Linked DNA regions of Mus musculus: region 1 is linked to region 2. Evidence: chromatin loops called from intact Hi-C (ENCODE). Cell type or tissue: heart. All regions are shown on one strand. Each heading gives the region's core, and the rest is flanking DNA. Links, peaks and the distances in the headings are about the cores only.

Evidence for each region. Peaks named below come from ENCODE experiments on the same cell type or tissue, not always from the same donor. Only the 100,000 strongest peaks of a DNase experiment are listed, where the experiment ranks them.
Region 1: a loop joins it to region 2, with 4 times the contacts of the local background. A loop is called at or near these places in 2 of 42 quality-filtered maps.

The regions. Positions count from the first base shown.
Region 1 is chr6:85,132,133-85,141,415 of GRCm38, reverse strand. It overlaps Spr (sepiapterin reductase), which reads left to right and starts at 3,652. Exons shown (of 3, transcript NM_011467.2): 1 at 3,652-3,977; 2 at 4,303-4,593; 3 at 7,128-7,736. The coding sequence starts at 3,671. The coding sequence ends at 7,318. It overlaps Gm10444 (a long non-coding RNA gene), which reads right to left and starts at 3,482. Exons shown (of 3, transcript XR_001785286.2): 1 at 2,989-3,482; 2 at 793-1,356. In heart, for the core only: CTCF peaks have their summits at 1,719 (motif pointing left), 3,901, 4,107 and 8,427 (motif pointing right); DNase peaks (open chromatin) are centred at 3,605, 4,015 and 4,405; H3K4me3 peaks cover 1,391 bases; H3K27ac peaks cover 1,298 bases.
Region 2 is chr6:85,063,897-85,073,179 of GRCm38, reverse strand. It overlaps Exoc6b (exocyst complex component 6B), which reads left to right and starts at 3,667. Exons shown (of 22, transcript NM_177077.2): 1 at 3,667-3,884. The coding sequence starts at 3,775. In heart, for the core only: a CTCF peak has its summit at 3,654; a DNase peak (open chromatin) is centred at 3,699; H3K4me3 peaks cover 1,668 bases; H3K27ac peaks cover 866 bases.

The DNA.
Region 1 (9,283 bases), core at 767-8,766, 68 kb before region 2:
CCCGGTGGGAGGTACTGGGGATCTCTGCAGCCAGTGCTCCTTGCTCTCCCTGTGGGAAGCAATAAGGACGTATGCATCCAGTGCTCCCTGTGGGAAGCAATAAGGACGTATACATCCAGTGCTCCCTGGTAGTCCCGTGGGAGGAAATGGGGAGGAAGGTTTGGAGAGCATGGAGACACCACCCTTTGCCAATAAGAAGGTTGCTGCAACCAGTCAGAAACTGATGTTCTACTGCCCCCTTTTGGCCGTTCTACAGCAGCACCGCGTCAGTCAGTGCACCTGGTTTGCTGGAGTCCCTGCTTCAACTCATACCAACAATGGGTGGGAGGTGGGGGATGGGGGAGTGCACTGGAACGCCTACCTAATATGATATTGTCCTTCCTTTTTCTCATGCACACCATAATAAGGGAACAAAACTCCTTCCATTCCTGGGCTGCCTTGGAATGTCCGTGGAAGAAGTTGCATAGACACACTGTTTGCTCTTCCTGGCCCTCAATTGGCTGGGCTGCAAGTCAAGAGTGTGACATCTGCAGCCTGGGTGAGACTGAGTAGCACAAGAAGGCTGGGACAATGACTTCCTGTGCAAACAATACCTGCTTCCCATGTGAGGTCTGAGTTTATTCCCCCAGACTGCGAGGGGAGAGGCAGCATGCTGAATAAAGCTTGTCACCTAGAACTTTGACATGGAGACAGACATACCTCCCCTTTTTTTTATTTTTATTTTTTGAGACAGTCTTTCTATACTGAGCCCTGACTAACTCACTCTGTAGACCAGGCTTTCCCAGAACTCACCGAGATCCTCCTCTTCCTCCTGATTAAAGGCGTGTGCCACCATCATCCGGCTAGGCAGGTGCATTTCAACCTCAATGGCTTTGCAAAAGCCTGTGTCCAAAAGTCCAGGTGTCCAGCACCTGTGAAATGGCATTTGAGCCTGAAGTACATGTGTCGGCACACACTATGTATACATAAAGTTGAGCACACACATGCATGTGCACAAGGACACAGATTAAATATATCATGTGGGAGTGCACTTGCATTATCCTAAATATAGCGATGAAGTCCATGGTCGACTTCAGCCCCAGGTGGCCCTTTGCAAGGCCTGACCTCCTTTCTGCAGGAGCATCCTGGTAGGTAAGACTTAGAAGACTCAGGCAGGGTGATAATGCTGAGAACTCCAGGAAGTTCTTCCATGGATGCTGGATGGTTTGGGGGAGTCTCATTGCTACAGAGTAGGTTCCAATTGGTGGCCTGGCAATGAGATCCCAGCTTTGTCAACCCTGTGGGTCACCTGGATGTCTCACTTCCATGCAGCATGGGACCAGGCACCTCAGAGAAGCCAAGGCAGATGGCCCTGCACTGGGGCAAAAAGAAGGCCATGTGTATCAATTTCTAACATTAACAACCCCCCACCCCTTAATCATTGCATCTTTCTTATATATTGGAAGTAAAATCACATTGTTAAATGGGCTTTTTGTTATATTGTTTTGTTTTGATCCTCCTGAAATTACTGAAATTACAAGCAGCATCACCAAACTCTACCATTTTGTTTTATTGTTTAAAAGATGAAACTGGGGCTGGAGAGATATGGGAGTAGTTAAGAACAGCAGGCTACTCCTCAAGAGGATTGGTTTTAATTCCCACTAGCCACATAGCAGACTGTGTCTGCAGTCCCTGGGGAAGCAGAGGCCCTCTTCTGGCCACCACTTTGCATTGCACACATGTCGTGCACAGACATACATGCAGGCTAAAACCCATATACATAAAAAACAAACAAACAAACAAATAAAAAGATGTTAAAAAGATACTTAAAAAAAAAGAGATATAAGGCCTGAAGAGATGGCTCAGCGGTTAAGAGCACTGACTGCTCTTCCAGAGGTCCTGAGTTCAATTCCCAGCAACCACATGGTGGCTCATAGCCATCTGTAATGGGATCTGATACCCTCTTCTGGTATGTCTGAAGAAAGGGACAGTGTACTCACATACATTAAATAAATAAATGATTTTTTTTAAAGGAGAGATGTAAACAGGACCCTGTATGCTTACTTTGGTTTAAAAAAATTCTTCTTTTCCTGGCTTTGTCTGTATGTCTGTGTGTGCTTATTCCTTTGTCAGTGGATGAGTTGGAGGTGGAGGCCAGAGGACAATGTGTATAGTTCTTTATGCCTGTCCATCTTTCAAAAAGTTTTGCTTTTGTTTTTTGTTTTTTAATTTTGTTTTTTGTTTTTGAGACAGCGTTTCTCATTGTGTAGCCCTGCCTGGCCTGGAACTCACTCTGTAGACCAGACTGGCCTCAAGCTCGGAGTCTCCTACTGCTGTATCCAGACTGCTGGGATTAAAGGTTTCATTGCAGCCACGTGGCTCAGAAAGGGTTTCATTGTGTAGCCCTGGCTGTCTGTCCTAGAACTGGCTTTGTAAACCAGGCTGATGCAAACTTACAGAAATCCTCCTGCCTCTGCCTCTACCTCCTGTGTGCTAGGAGCACCACCATTGCCTGGTCACACTTAGTGTTTTTAATGTCGGTTCTGGGGTTCAAACTCAGCATGATGGCCTTGAACTCACTATGTCTGTTGAAGATCCTTCAACTACTTTGGAAATAAGATAACAAATCCAATAGATTAGTGGTAAGTAAGTAGTTTTAAATATACAGTTCTGCTGAAAGGGAACTTTGGCATAGAGAAAAGGCATTAATGACGTGTTGATTTGGCACAAGACAGTGTTTTTTAAAAACCTATAGAGAGACATTCCGGCTCTCTTCTCATATAGGCCTACAGGATTTGCATCGCTCTAGGTCCCCTATTTCGTTGGCCTAGGACAAAAGCCTCATTCAATTTAAAAAAAAAAAATTGGAACTTGAGAATGGCCCCTACTGATTGCTGGTTTCCCAATCTGACCAGGCTAAGTGACTAGTCCTACCACTTGAACTTTCTGAAACAAAGAGGAGCTAGCCGCTGGCCTGCCTGCCTGTAATTCCGATGGACTCTAGCTCACCTCAGACTAAAAATGGATCAAAGCAATCTCTATGTCTTTCTCTGCTGTCCTCCTCAGACATCTCCAGAGAGCTGGGATATTTTTCTTTCCCATTTGAGATTATGAAGTTGTTTCTAGAGTGCATGACGCAGGTTGAAGGATAAGTACACAGGTCCCAAGGAACCAAGCGTTTTCACTGACGGTGATGAGTCTTGTTCGTGAGATTGTTGTGATTCTCAGCCTTTCTCTTCCCCTGTGTGTGCTCTTCATTTTCTGGTTCTGTCTGCCTAGCACCTCCTGGGGAAGCTGCTGTGCTTTTCCAGAGAAGGCTTCTGTTAATCAGAGTGCAAAGGGACCACAAGCTCTACACACTTCATCCAAGGCTGTCACTGGTCTCTAACTGGTATGTCCTGTATGGATAAAGACAAACCTTAACCCTGGAGGAGGAAGCTGATCCTGGAACAGGGTGGAAATTGAGAACGCGCCTCTCAGAAAGGGGCTGAGTTTGTGGGAGTGGCGCTCAAGGGGAACCCGGAAGCGCTGGGAAGGGGATTAGGATTTCCTGCCGAGGCCCGGCTGCCTGGCTTTTTTTTCCCCCGCCCAAACACCAGTGGATTCTGGCCCGAACTTCCGCCGTCCCAAGCCAAGAATAGGCTCCGCCCCGTCCTGGTTCAGTAGCTGCGCATGAGTCTGAGTTCCAGGCATGGAGGCAGGCGGGCTGGGCTGCGCTGTGTGCGTGTTGACCGGGGCCTCCCGGGGCTTTGGTCGCGCCCTGGCCCCGCAGCTGGCCCGGTTGCTGTCTCCCGGTTCCGTGATGCTCGTAAGCGCACGCAGTGAGTCGATGCTGCGGCAACTGAAGGAGGAGCTGGGCGCTCAGCAGCCTGACCTGAAAGTGGTGCTGGCAGCCGCCGATCTGGGCACCGAGGCTGGCGTGCAGCGGTTGCTGAGCGCAGTACGCGAGCTCCCGAGGCCCGAGGGGCTGCAGCGCCTGCTGCTCATCAACAACGCAGGTGAGAGTCCCGTCCAGACCCCGGCTGCGAGCTCTTACCTCATAGGCTTTTGGGTAGGTGAAGGGCAAGTCCCTAAAAGTCCAAAGTCCAAGAGGAGGGAGGGTGTATCAGTGTCACTACGGGGCGACAGTGCCTCCTGGCGGATGTGTGAGTCAAGACTTTTTGAACAAATCACTCTGCTTTACTACAGTATTCTTTGCTTGCATTAGGGGTGTCTGCAGAGCTGGGGCAGAGAGATAGCCTATGAGGAGGAACTGTGGAAGGCTGAGGGAGAAGAGTGCCCCAGTTGTGTCATTTCTTTGGTCCCGTTTTTTTTTTTTTTCAGCCACTCTTGGGGATGTTTCCAAAGGCTTCCTCAACGTGAATGACCTAGCTGAGGTGAACAACTACTGGGCTCTGAACCTGACCTCCATGCTCTGTTTGACTTCCGGCACCTTGAATGCCTTCCAGGATAGCCCTGGCCTGAGCAAGACTGTGGTTAACATCTCATCTCTGTGTGCCCTGCAGCCCTACAAAGGCTGGGGTCTGTACTGTGCGGGGAAGGCTGCCCGAGACATGCTCTACCAGGTCCTGGCTGCTGAGGAACCGAGTGTGCGGGTGCTGAGCTATGCTCCAGGTAGGTGGGTGCTCCTGACAGTGCTGTCCCTAGACTTAGCTGGTACCTTTCTGGGGGCTAGGCAAGGAGGGGAACCTGATCTATATTCTCCATAAAGAATCCAAAGACACCTTATATGCCCCAGTATAGGGGAATGCCAGGGCCAAGAAGCAGGAGTGGGTGGGTAGGGGAGCAGGGCGGAGGGAGGGTATAGGGAACTTTCGGGATAGCATTTGAAATGTGTATAAAGAAAATATCTAATAAAAAATAAATTTAAAAAATGTGACACACACACACACACAAAGAATCCAAAGACTATCGGGCCCCTACTACCTCTGGTAATGACTCCTCACTTCGTAAGAAAAATACAGACTCCCAAGACGTTGGAGCAGTCAGGGGCCGAGGTACTCAGCCTCAGGACTTGTCCGATTAGCAGGTGGGATAAACATCCAGACACATAAAATGCATTAAGACTAAAACTGAAAAAAACAAAATGCCTTTATATGTTCAGCTGTCTGCTTTTGTCCCTCAAGGGACACATACTGTTCCTCCATGTGTGCCCGACACCCAATAAAGCTGTATGGAGGATGGACACATGGAATGTTCAAAGACAAGCAAAGAGATAGTGGTGAGTGGTGAGCACCTCAGGCTGAGCCGTGCTGGACGCTGAGTGGAATGCAGAGGGTGCTAGCATGGAGAAGACAGGGCCGCTGTTCTTATGGACATTTAGGGTACGAGGACTTCTGAGACCTTGTCTTGTCCCTCTAGCCTATTAAGATGCCACTGTGCCTTTCTTCTAAACTTGTGATTTCTGCTTAAAAGGTAGCAACATGTAATAGAATGAGCAGCTAAGGGGTGAGATCCAATTGTCTGTACCTCTTTGGACTAGGACAGGATTCTGGAGACACAGGCAAAATGGTCTGTCTAACGCTGGAGGGAGGCAGGACCAGGATCCAAGTTTGCCTCTAACTTCTTGATCTATACTATGTTTCCTCATCTCATGTAGCACCTGCCCTATGCACACATGCAAGATATTTCTTGTTCCAATATCCAGCTCACCTGCTCTGAGCTCAGCCTAGGCGCCTTCAGACAGCAGCGATCACGTGTAAACCACAGCCAGGAGGGGAGCCAGTTCCAGAAGGGCCCAGAGCTAAGTTAGCTCTCTGGAGGCTGCCTCAGTTTTCATGGAGGAACTGAGAACCTCCCCCTGAGCCTGGAGACAACAGGGCCAGCCTAGTTCTCATTTCAGTCTCTGGAAGAATCTTCTAACAGGTTACAAAGATGGAGATGTCTGTTAGGAAAGAGAGCAAGCCTCTGCCCAGTGGTGCTCAAGGAGATAAAACGGGGCAAGGCAGAACAGCTGAGAACTGAGCAGAAGCTCAAAGCCAGCCCTGAGGACACAGCAAGTCAGAGCCTGCACGGGCTCCAAGAGAGTCTCAAAACACAAGAGAGCGAGAGGAACAGGGGAGGGTCTGGCTGAAGGACTTCCAAATGTTAGCCAAGTGCTCTTCCAGGCCTTGTGATTTTTCTGCCCCTAAAACGCCATTAAATTTTGGGAGGTTTCACAATTCCATAAGCAAACAGGAGACATTTTCCAGAAATGCAAGTAAGAGTGACAAAGCTTGTTAGAAAGTGACAGGTCTGTCTCTCTCTCTCTCTCTCTCTCTCTCTCTCTCTCTCTCTCTCTCCCTCCCTCCCACCCCGGCTCACTCCCTCTGTGTGTGTTGTGTGTGTGTGTGTGTGTGTGTGTGTGTGTGTGTGTTTTGCTTGAACAGTGGTTATCACATGTATGCAGTACCTGCACAGGCCAGATGAGGACAACACATCGTGTTTAACTGGAGTCACAAATACTTGTCAGTTGCCTAGTTGGGACTGGGACTCAAACCCCAGTTCTCTGCAAGAACAGGAGCTGCTCTTAGCAGGGAGCCGTCTATCTCTCTATCCCATACACTCAGCTTTTTACTGGGGATTTGAACTCAGGTCCTCAGGCTTGTACAGGAAGCACTAGAGCAACTAAGCAGCCCATCCAGGGGTTTGGGGAAGCTCTGCAGGCCCAGAAAAGTGCAGCCAGATGAATTTATCAGAAGTCTAAGAGGAGGTCTTGAAGTAAGGAGAAAACCAAGGTTGTGACACGCACCTAACTGCTTGTCAGGGTTTGAAGATGCTGAAGGTCTCACCTGCCCCCTGGTTGGCTGTAGGTGGAGTGGGGAACCTGCAAGGTTACCTATCTGTTAGTACAATGGGAAGTCAGCAAGCGGTGTTACCTAGACAACAGAGGATGACTTGATTTTACACAATGCTTAATAGACTTAGCTTTGAACCCAAAGCTCAGTCATAACGTGGTATGGCAGTCCTCACCTGCAGTCCAAGCACTGGAGGACTAAAGTAGGAGGGTCCCCAAGTTCAAGAATACAGAGAGAAAACATAACTGAAAAAAAGAAAGACGTTTAACAGGCAACGTGGTAGAGCCTTGGCCAGTCCTGACTCGGCTCTACCATTCACACACAGCAGGGACCTACAACCTCTGCTCCTGTCTTGTGCCTTCCACCCACCAGGTCCCCTGGACAATGACATGCAGCAGTTGGCTCGGGAAACCTCCAAGGACCCAGAGTTAAGGAGCAAACTGCAGAAGTTGAAGTCGGATGGGGCGCTGGTGGACTGTGGGACTTCAGCCCAGAAACTGCTGGGCTTGCTGCAAAAGGACACCTTCCAGTCTGGAGCCCATGTGGACTTCTATGACTGTTAAGCTCATGTCCTGTCACAGTGGCCCCCTTCTCCCCCCCCCCCCAAGCCCTGCCTAACACACATATAAGCCCTTCAACCCAGCCAGCAGCGAGCGGTGGGCACTGCCAGTCCTCGGAAGGCTTCTGCAGAGGCTTGGGAGCGAGCTGATGTGCACTGGAGTTCTCTGTCCCCTGGAAGAGTGCTTTAGAGGTGGGAAGAGCAGGAGAAGCAGAAACACTGGACGGATGAGGTTGAGGCTCTTGTTTGTGGTCAGTCTGTGGGGTGAGGAGGGTGGGCTCTGATGCACAGAGAGGACGGAGGGCATCACGTCTGGATGGATGCTCCTTGAACTTCATTTGTTTGTTGTACTGCCTGCATCCTGTGGTGTTCACTGGTCTTCCCTTGACTCTGGTCCAAATACATAGTTATGAGGCAGATGCAATAGAGTGTGCGTTGTCCTTCATGAATACCTGCTAACCTCTTCTAACAGGCCCAGGAATGACCCTGGTTCTTCAGACAAGAACTTTACTGCTCTTATTTTTCAGAGCGAAGGCAGAGAGCTGTCTGCCTTCTTTCATCCAGGTCCACATAGTGGTAGGCACAGGTCCAAAGTCATCAAGATGGATGTCCCGGAAGACCTGTGCCCTTCTCACGCTTCTGTCCACACTGACCCACCTGGGCTGACATTTCCCTGAGGGTCCTAGAACCCAGTCAGTGACAATCGATCCTCAGTGCCCAGCACACAGCAGACAGTGCTGACCAGTGAGGGCTGCTTTGATAGCCACTTCACACCCTGCCCACATGGCGGTACTATGAAAAGGTCCCAGCTCCCATGACAAGCCCTCTTGGCACTGTCCCTGTGGCCCTTGGCCTGCTGTGGTACAGACTTAGAACCAACAGGCCTTCAGGAAAGGATAGATGGGATCCATGAAGGACGTGCTGAGGGCTCTGGTTCTTGTGCAGTCCACAGTCATGGGTTGGACACTCAGTGGGACTGGTCTGCAGACAGCCTCTTGGCACACTTGACAAGGGCCATACAGTCCCCAGCCATCAAAAACAAACAACAAAATGACAGCCCTGCTCTGCATCTGCTTGTTAAAAGAACCCACCGACTCTCCCTGTGCCCAGCAGAGGGCGGACTGGGGCTATGCAACCTGGAAAGGTGGGGCCTGTCCTTCCTTCAGGCTATGCCTCTATTGTGCAGGTCCTGCAGGATTCCCCAAGGTGGAAGGGGTTAGGTGACTTCTATCCCCTTTCCCAGTGGAGTCTCTGGAATGGTAATGGCTGAGTTCAGACCCCTGGGCTGCTGCTTACAAGCTGTAACCCACAGCTCTGTGCCTCTGAAAAGACTGATCCTTACAGCACACTTAATTAAATCATAGCTCCCATCCCAAAGGGTCATCATGAGTGCAGAGTAGGCTGGTGTTTTGTGTTTGGCACTGAATGCCCCAGGGTTGATAAAACCCAGTTGTTGCCTCTTTTATTTTTGGCAAGGCCTCTTGTAGCTAAGGCTGCCCTCAAACTGTAAAATGACCCTGAGCTTCTGATCCTCCTGCGTCCACCCAAGGGCAGGGATTGTAGGCATGCACAGCCATGCCTAGGTTTATGCAGTGGTGGGGATGGAGGCCAGTCCTTCATGCATGGGTAAACACTTCCAACTGAGCTACACTACCACCTCCACTACTGCCTTGTGACATCACACACAGCCTTCTAAGGGACCAGGTGCCCTGCCCTTGCTGCCCTGTAGCAAGATCTCTCACACACTGCACTGCTCCTGTGTCAGCGTCTTCAAGGGGACCGAGGTTCCATCTGGATAGCTTCTCTCAGACCAGTAGGAGAACACATAAGATTCCAGAGCCTAGACATTCCCATGCTTGTCTTGAGCAGGTCCCCACCCTTCTCTGAACTTCTGTTTCCTTATGACAAAGAAATCCCTGTTTTGTTTTGTTTCATTCTTTTTTTTCTGCAAACCTCTGTTCCAGAACGG
Region 2 (9,283 bases), core at 463-8,462:
TTTTGGGGGGAATTTTCTGGCTCTATTTTACCTCTATAATATTGTATGTATATGCAATCACATGTGTGATTTTTTTATTTGCTCTTTGGCAGCAGGCTCTCATATGGTACAGGCTACCTCTAACTTGTTCCTACCTCCCAAGAACTAGGATAAGAGGCATGTGCTATCATGCCCAGCTGCACATGAATATTTATTCTTTAAAAAAGGAGGTGGGGTGGAGAAATGGCTTAGCAGTTAAGAGCACTTGCTGTTCTTGCAGAGGACGTGGGTTTGATTCCCAGCACCCACATGGCAAGTCAAAACCATCTATAACTCCAGTTTTAGGGAATCCAGTGTTCTCTTCTGACCTCCAAGAGTACCAGACATATCCATGGTATACAGAAATGCATTTTAGATAAATGTTTACATCCATAAAATAAATCTAAAAAACAAAAACGAGTAGGGTCAGGCATGGTGGTGAATGCCTTTAATTCCAGCAGCGTTCAATAGGTCTCTGTGAGTTTGAGGCCAGCTTGGTATACCTAGTGTAAAGAACAAAATAGAAAATTTAAACGAGTGGGAACATAGTTTTGTGCCTTGTTTTTTCCACTCAAAACATGATTTGGAGATAAATTTATATCTATCAAGTATCTTTTTCTTTTTATATAAAGTTTTTTTTCTTAATTTTCTGAATATGAGTGCTTTGTCTGCATCTATGTAATGCACCCCTTGTGTGCTTGGTGCCTACAGAGGCCAGAAGAAGGCACTGGATTCCTTGGAACTGGAGTTTCAGATGGTTGTGAGTCATGATGTGAGTGCTGGGTCCTCTGCAAGAGTAGCCAGTGCTCTTAACTACTGAGCTATTTCTTCAACCCCACGCGCCTTTCCTTTTTAATCAACAGTTAATACAGTCCTATATCTGTGGCCCAAGTCATTTACTCTCAGCCTTCCCTTTGCTTCTTCAGAACCTTCTTTGACAAAAACCCTGTTCTCTGTTCATGTAATGTTCAACCTGCCTGCTCTCTAGTAAGCCTTCCAAGTCCTCCTTTATAATACACACACACACACACACACACACACACACACACACGCAAATAAAAAATACATTGCATTCTGGGGAGTTTATGAAATGCAAGTGACTGAATCAGTTTCTAGAGGTAAGCTCTCCAGTCTGTATTTAAAAATCAGAAATGTGTTTCTAGGTGCTTTTGATACATGGTCTGTTATATTAGTGGAACTTTAGGATAAAGCACAAATGCATTCACTCTGTGGCACAATTTTTCTCTAAGGTATATTACTGGCCTCATTTCCTTCCTCCTTTTCTTTTCTTTTCTTTTCTTTTCTTTTCTTTTCTTTTCTTTTCTTTTCTTTTCTTTTCTTTTCTTTTCTTTCTTCAGTAGGGTCTCACTCTACAGTCCAGGCTGGCATGGAACTCACCATGGAGTACACTAGTGTGTACTCCAACTCACAGTGATCCTCCTGTCTCACTCCTCCACTGGTGTTGAGATCTGCCTGGCTCTGCCTCCGGTGTGCTGGGATTAATGACATCTGGCTACTAAGGATGCTTGTAAAAGCTACAAGGCATCATATTTTTCATTCACCCCCAACTACACTTGATACAAATGCATGTATACATAGGAATATACAGCTTAAATGAAGTTAAGCCACTTGGGCTGACAATGTTCCCTTTAAGAGCCATAAACTACCTAATAAAAAAAAATCCAGTACTCGATACAAGAAGCCACCTTTTGAATTGTTGGTCAGGGTAGCCCAAGAGATTCCTGAAACAATACAGGCTATTGCCATTGCCCCTGGTTGCCAGAGGTTGAGGCTAAGTCTCTATTGCTGAAGACACTGTGCAGTTTGAACATAGGACCTAGAGCTGGATCTGCCCTGAAAACCTCTTCCCTGAGGACTAACTTTCATAGAACTAGAAGGTGCTATTCCAAGTACTAGTAGAGGGAGACAACCAACAGTCCTAAGAACTACAGCAACTACCAGCATAGTCAGAGATCCCCAAAGGCACAATAATGGCCATCATACTTTGGTTGTAACCAGAAGATGTCTAATTGCATTTAAAGCCCACTTGGCATGGGGGAAATCATTCCTGGTATTGGAAGCCTAGTAAACTAGCTGGGGCTAGTGTGGTTATGGATCTTAGAGGGGAACCTACTACTGCTACTGTAGTAAACCAGTATAATTGCTAATAGCATTCTAAATAACCTTATAACCACAGTTTAGGTGTGGCTCCCAACCTCACCAAAGAAGTTTCTTGCAACAGACAGTGACCATTCCAGAAAACCACAAACAGTCAGAATACAGAGAAGAACGACCATGGAGTTCTCAGTCCCAATGGTTACATCTACAACACAACTCCTGCACCCAAGACTCAGGAAACATTTCTGAAGAGAGGGTCAGAAAGATTTCAAAGCCAGAGGATCAGGAAATGTGCTGTGAGATTGTGTTTCCTAAAAACTACAGGGAAGATTCACCTATGAACTACAGGCAAGTAAAGGAGAGAGAGAGAGAGAAAGAGAGTCTTTCTCTATGGGAGCCCTCTATGCTGGTTATCCAATGCCAAGTGGCCAGCCTTGAAATCACATATATGCAACACTGAACAACTCAGTAGCTTGTAACTGTATATTTATGTGTAGACACACATCCACATCTTCACACACAATTAGAGAAGAGAAGGCCAGGATTTTGGGGTGGGAGGTGAGGGGTGCATAGGTAGACTGGAAGGAAGAAAAAGGAATGTAGAAAAACGATGTAATTTTATTTTAATAATAAAAAAAGGCCAAATGTGGTGGTAGATGTCTTTAAATACAGAACTTTGGAGGGCTGAGGCAGGTAGGTATCTGTGAGTTCAGGGCCAATCTTATCTACATAATGAATTTCAATTCTATCTAGGACTACATAATGGGACCTTTTCTCAAGAGAAAAAAAGAAAAGAAAAGAAAGCTGGTTGTGGTGGGTCTTGCTCATAGGAAATGATTAAGAGGTGGAGGCAGAAACAGCCAGTACTGAAAACATACATTCAAGTTACATTATACAAACTGAACATATTTAGGTATATATTTATATGCATATATGCATACAATAACAGTGAATAGAGGGGCCATGAATTTGAAGAGGAGTGGGGAAGGGGTATGTAGGAGGCTTTGAAGGGAGGAAAGGGAAAGGAGAAATCTTATAATTATATTATAATCTAAAAAAAAAAAAAAAAGAAGAAGAAGAAGTGGAAACAGGATGATCATGAGTGCAAGGCCAGCCTGGGCTTCATATTAGGGGCTGGAGAGAAGACTCAGCTGATAAACACTGAACACTGTGGTTCTTCCCTGCACCTACTAGTGACATCACAACCATCTGTAACTCCAGTCCCAGGTGATCTGACACCTTCTGCTGATTTCCTTGGGTACCATGCATACATGTAGTGCACAGATATACATACAAGCAAAATACACATAAACGATTTTAAAAAAATGTGCTGGGTTAGTACCACTGCCTGATTTGATGTCACTGTATACATGTGTCGTAAAGCTCTGCATCTATATCAAAGTAGAGGCAATTTGCGCAGATTCAGTGTGTGTGAATGGGCAGAATCCAGTTCAGCCTGACCCAGAGAACTACGAATCCCAGTGGGCTGCGCGCGACGCTCGCGGCCCGGCTGACGCCAGGGGGCGTGGCATCCGAGGGCGGGGTCGCGCTGCGGGGTGCTGGCCCAGCGGCCGCAGATCCTGGGCAGAGGGATCGTGGGGTACTCGCTGAGAGAGGGCCGCGCGGCAGCGCCCTGCGATGGAGCGGGCGAAGATGGCGGAGGAGAGCCTGGAGACGGCGGCGGAGCACGAGCGGATCCTGAGGGAGATCGAGAGCACAGACACGGCCTGCATCGGGCCCACGCTCAGGTACTGGGGCGGGGCCGGGTCGGCTGGAGCAGGCGGAGCGCGGCGGCTGGCTGTGGGGAGAGTCGCGGGTGTCCCGCGTCCTGGGCGAGGCCCTGCTGGGGAGCTACTCTGAGGAGAAAGGGTGAGGCGCGGCTCTACTGGGCCGCCGCTCCCTTTGGTTAGCTGCTCTTCAGTCAGGAGCAAGCGCCGGCTCTGCGCGCTGTGGAACTGCCCATCACAGGTCCTCCGAGAGCGTCCCGGTTTTCTCGGTCCTGGAGGAAGTGTCCTCCCACCTTCCCTCGCCTGAGAGCCCAGTTCGTGAGGACGACCCAGTCCAGGTGTAGTCTCAGGACCTTGCCACTACCTGGACATGCTCTGTGCTCCCTCCCCTGACACCTTCTCCGAGAGCTTCCACCTGCATTGCCCGTGGAGATGTCAGGACGTACCCGGCCTTTCTCGGCTTACTTACCTTGCACTTGTTACACAGAGCGTGAGGCATTGTGTGAGTTAATGTGCAAACACATCTATGGAAGCCGTTGAGCAATCCTACCGCTGGGGTACAGTTACCGTTCCCTCTGTATCAGACGAGATGCCTGGAAGAGGAGTGACTTATCCAAGGTCGCAGAGGAAGGGAAATGGGTTTCTTGTTCCCAGCTCAGACACTGCACTGAACACCCTGCCTTTCCGTCTTTTTAATTTTTTTGTGGTGTTGTGGATGGAACACAATGTCTTGCAGTGTGCCAGGCAAGCCCTCTTCAGCTGAACTGTGCACAGCCCACAGATTCTTCGCTACTTTTGTTCTGCCTTAGTTGCGGATTGCCATCTGCTGTACTTCCTGTTGAAAATTATTCAGCAAGCCCAATTTTGAACACCCCCCCCCTCAGTTTCCTGGTGTCCTAGAACTAGTTCCTTCCAATCCTTTCCTGTAGTACTTTCTGGTCTCTGTTCAGTACATGAGTTGAAAATCATCTTTACCCCTCCTTGTACAATATATATCAATGCGCCTCCCTCCATAGAGCATCACTAATCAGTGTTGGCATTTTCATGGGGAGAGTTGTCCCTGTCACGAGTGACCAAGACTGGGACTTTTACTTTTAGCTTCACTTGCACAGCATTCTTCTCCAGGCTCCATTTTTGGTGCCAAGCAAGTTTTCTCAGTGTCATTCCTGGAAATAACTGTCCTTAATAGTTTGTCTTTCCTCCCCTCTGCCCACCCCCACAACCCAGAGCCTTGGAATGCCACACAATGCTCTTCCACTGAATTGAACCCCATCTTTCCCCCTGCCCCAGGTGATTTTTAACTCCCGTTTCTTATTGTGCCAGTTCTTTCACAGAGTTGATTCCTTTTCCTCTGAATCAACATCATGACCATGATCTTGGTCGTGCTCCTCTCCTTTACTGTTTTCTTGTGGGAAAGGCCAGTGATTTACATTTCGTCGTAGTCCTTTCTAAAAGCCCAGTTGTCACTCACTAATATTCTCCTACATATGTTATTAGTGGCTATTACTATTTGGCTTTCAGTAACTAAAGTGATAGTAGAGTGACTGAAAATGTTATGTTAAGAAATTTGTCTGTTAAGTTGAGGGTTTAGAATCACCAGAATTTTAGGAAGAATTTCTTATCAGGACATGCTGTCTTGAGTTGCTTGTGGTTTCTGATTGCTGTTGTTTTATGTAATAAATAACTTTAATTTAGATTACTGTGATTTAGTGTGTTAACCCTCAGTGAAATAGTAGTACATTTTGTCTTTTATTTCTAGCATGGATATGTAGTTTCCCTTATTCCAGGCTGTCTTCATACTTGCTCTCTAGCTGAGGGTACCCTTGAACTTCTGATCTTCATCATACTTCCTAAGAGCTGGGATTATAGTTTAGCCTCATCAAGCTTAGTTTTATCACAGTCATGCTAGTGACTGAACAGGCTCGCTGCTGCCTGTCAGGTGAGCATTCGACCAACTGAGCTCTATGTCCAGCACCAGTAGTGTGTATTTGTATAAACTGAATTTTGCTGTTTAATTTTCTTGGCTTTAGTAATACATTGTAACTTAATCATGTTGGTATCTTGGCTTTAGTAATATATACATTATAATTTAAACATGTTACCTATTCTCCCCCAATTTTTTTCATTATTGTAACTGAATTCTTTTTCTTCTGGTTCTGTGTGTGTGAATTATGAAGTCTTTTACTTTATGAGGACATTGTTAGTAACAATAAAAAAGGTGCAGGAACTATTACATGACCCTATTAGGTCTAGTTGCTTTCTCTGGCTATAGTATTAGAAGTTTTGTATTAGGGCTGGAGAGATGGCTTAGTGGTTAAGAGCACAGACTGTTCTTCCTAAGGTCCTGAGTTCAAAGCCCAGCAACCACATGGCGGCTTACAACCATCTGTAATGAGATCTGACGTCCTCTGCTGGTGCATCTGAAGACAGCTACAGTGTTCTTAGATATAATAATAAATAAATCTTAAAAAAAGATGTGGATTAAACTTTTTTAACATTCATATGTGTATGTACATATGTATGTATGTGTTTGTGTACACACACATGCTGATGCCATAGCACACTCTGAAGGTCAGAGGAAACTTGCAGGGTATGTTCTTTTCTTCTATCATGTAAATTCTGAGGATTGATCTCAGGTTGCTAGGCTCTATAACAAGTGCCTTTCTTTACCTGCTGAACCAGAGACCTGCTGTTTCTGGCTCAAGGATTTGTGTTATTTATTTATTTATTTGTTTTTTGTTTTGTTTTTGTTTTTTGTTTTTTTTTTTGAGACAGGGTTTCTCTATTATGTAGCTCTCTGTTTGTCCTAGAACTTAGCAAATAGATCAGGCTGGCCTTGAAACTCATGGAGATCTGCCTGCCTCTACCTCTCCAGCTTCGATTAAAGGCACGCACCACAACCGTACATGGCTGAGAACTTCTTTTGAGGCTATGGCATAGAGACACAACCACAGTTAAACCCTTGGCTAAAGAGAGTCCTCCGCTCATGGAGGTTATCCTCAGTGCAGCTTGGGAAGGTTGCTTCTTGAGCAATGAAGAAGGAAGGGAACACCTGCCTAGCTAGCCATGTCAGCCCCGTCAGCCATAGTGATCAGTGGGGTTACAGATGTCACAAGCAGATTACCCTCACATCCCAAGTACTATTCATTCTGGTTTGAAATCAGTTATGAATATGAACAACAGCCTATATTTTCATTTTTCAAATTCCATGTCTGTATTTCTACTCTTTTAAAAATTATTTTATGTATGTTAGTGTTTTGCCTGCATGTATATCTGTTTGAGGGTGGCAAATCCCTTGGAACAGGTCCTGCAGATAGTTGTGAGCTGCTGTGTGGATACTAGGAATTGAACCTGGGTCCTCTGGAAGAGTAGGTAGTGCTCTCAAACGCTAAGCCATCTCTCCATCTTTTATACATCACATTTAACTAATAGTAGTCATTTCCTTATTTTGATTGATGGGTCAGAGCAATTAGCATTCACTCTAATTGTATCTAAATTTTTGTTTTTAAATTTTTAACTTGAATACTGACATATATTGCCATTTAAAAAGTATTTTTATAGCTGGGTGTGGAGGTTCATGCCTGCAATCTCAGCACTTAGGTGGTGGAGGCAGGAAGATTGGGAGCTCAGGGTCATGGTTGCCTACACAGCAAGTTTAAAACTAGCCAGGGGGATTTGAAATCCCATCTGAAAAAAGTAGCTTTGTTGAGCTATAATTCGTATAACATGATTTACATATTGTTTAGAACATGTGACTGAATGACGTGCAGTATATTCACAGAGTTGAGCAACAATGACCATAGTCTAATTTAGAACCGTTTTATCTTTTCCCAGAGAAACACATTCTGTAAGTCACTTTTCATTGTTTCCTCTCCTCCATGCCGTTCTTACTTCCCTCTTACTTTTTTTTGTTGTTGTTCAGGGGTGTCTTTGAACTTGTTATATGTAGTCTAGGATGACTTTGAATTCCAGACTCTTTTGCCTCCATCTCCTAAGTGCTGGGCTTACAGGGAGGCGTGCATCACCACACCCAGCTTCTTTCTTGCTTTCTCTATGAGTCTGGCTATTTTAGACATGTGGACATTTTGTGTAAACAGACTTATACAAGAATTATTATTTTTTGTTACTATGGTAATGTTCTCAAGGCTCATCCGTGCAGGTGCATATCTGTACTTCATTTCTTTCCATTGCTGAATAATACTCCATTTTACGGACATACTTTATGTCCATAAAATTTTATTTGATCATTAAATTGGTGCATATTTTGATCATTTCCATTTTGTAGTTGTTGTGAACAGTGACCTATGTTTTGTTTTCTGTGTGGACATATGTTTTCATTTCTGGAGATCAGAGCAAGCAAGCAGTTGGGGTCATTGTTTAGCTTCCCCAAGGCAGCTGCAGAGTGTTCCAAATGTCTAGTGGTATAAGGTCGATTTGGCCATCTGCTTGACTGATAGCCCTTTTGCTGAAGGCAATGAGAGCAAGGGAGGGTCTAGCAGCTGCCAATTAGGAAATCAGATTGCCCCATTCTCCAAGATTTTCACTTATTTATACAAAAATAGATATCAGAAGGATGTTTCATTTTTATCTTTGAGACAAGGTCTTTGGTAGCCTAGACTGGCCTTAAAATTGCCATATATTTGAGACTGCCCTTGAATTCCGGATATATTGCTGCCTCTAACTCCCTTGAGTAGGGACCAAAAGAATCTATCATTAATACTAATAATGAATTTTAGCAAGTTGGTAGTGTTTAACAGTTTGTAGCATCTGGCCAGACAAAGGAGGTCCTGTTATAAATTTTAATGTGAAAAAAATATATGAAAGTCTTTTAGTAGATTCCAATAAAGTCTGTCCTTGGTAGTCATTGAAGGGAAAGACATCATTCATTATAGATTATTTATTTTTATAACAGTAACCTCTTTAGTAATATTTTATATTTTAGTTATGATTGAAATCATTATTGTTGTGTGTGTATGGTATTTGTGGGGGTGCCTGCGTGCCATGGAGCCCTGTGGAATCAGGGTCATTGTGTGTGTGATGTGTATGGGGGTGCATCCACGCTATGGCGCTTGGGTGGAGATCGGGGGCAGCTTTATGGAATTCATTCTCCTTCCAATTCCGATATTGGGCTCAGGCCCTCAGGCTTTCAGCAAGTGCTCTTATACCCCCAAGACCATCTTGCTCATCTTTTTTAAAAAATATTTTAAAAATTACACTTTATCTATTTATTTTTGGGAGTGTGCCATAGTGTGTGGGCATATGAAGATCAGAGGACAACTTGTGTGAGTCCGTTCTCTTTTTCTACCAAGGGGATCCCAAGGATTGAACTCTAGTGTGTGGGAAGTGTCTTTGAAACCCACTGAATCATCTCACTGAGTCTAAGAATTTTATTTTATTTAATTTTTTAATTTTATGTGTAT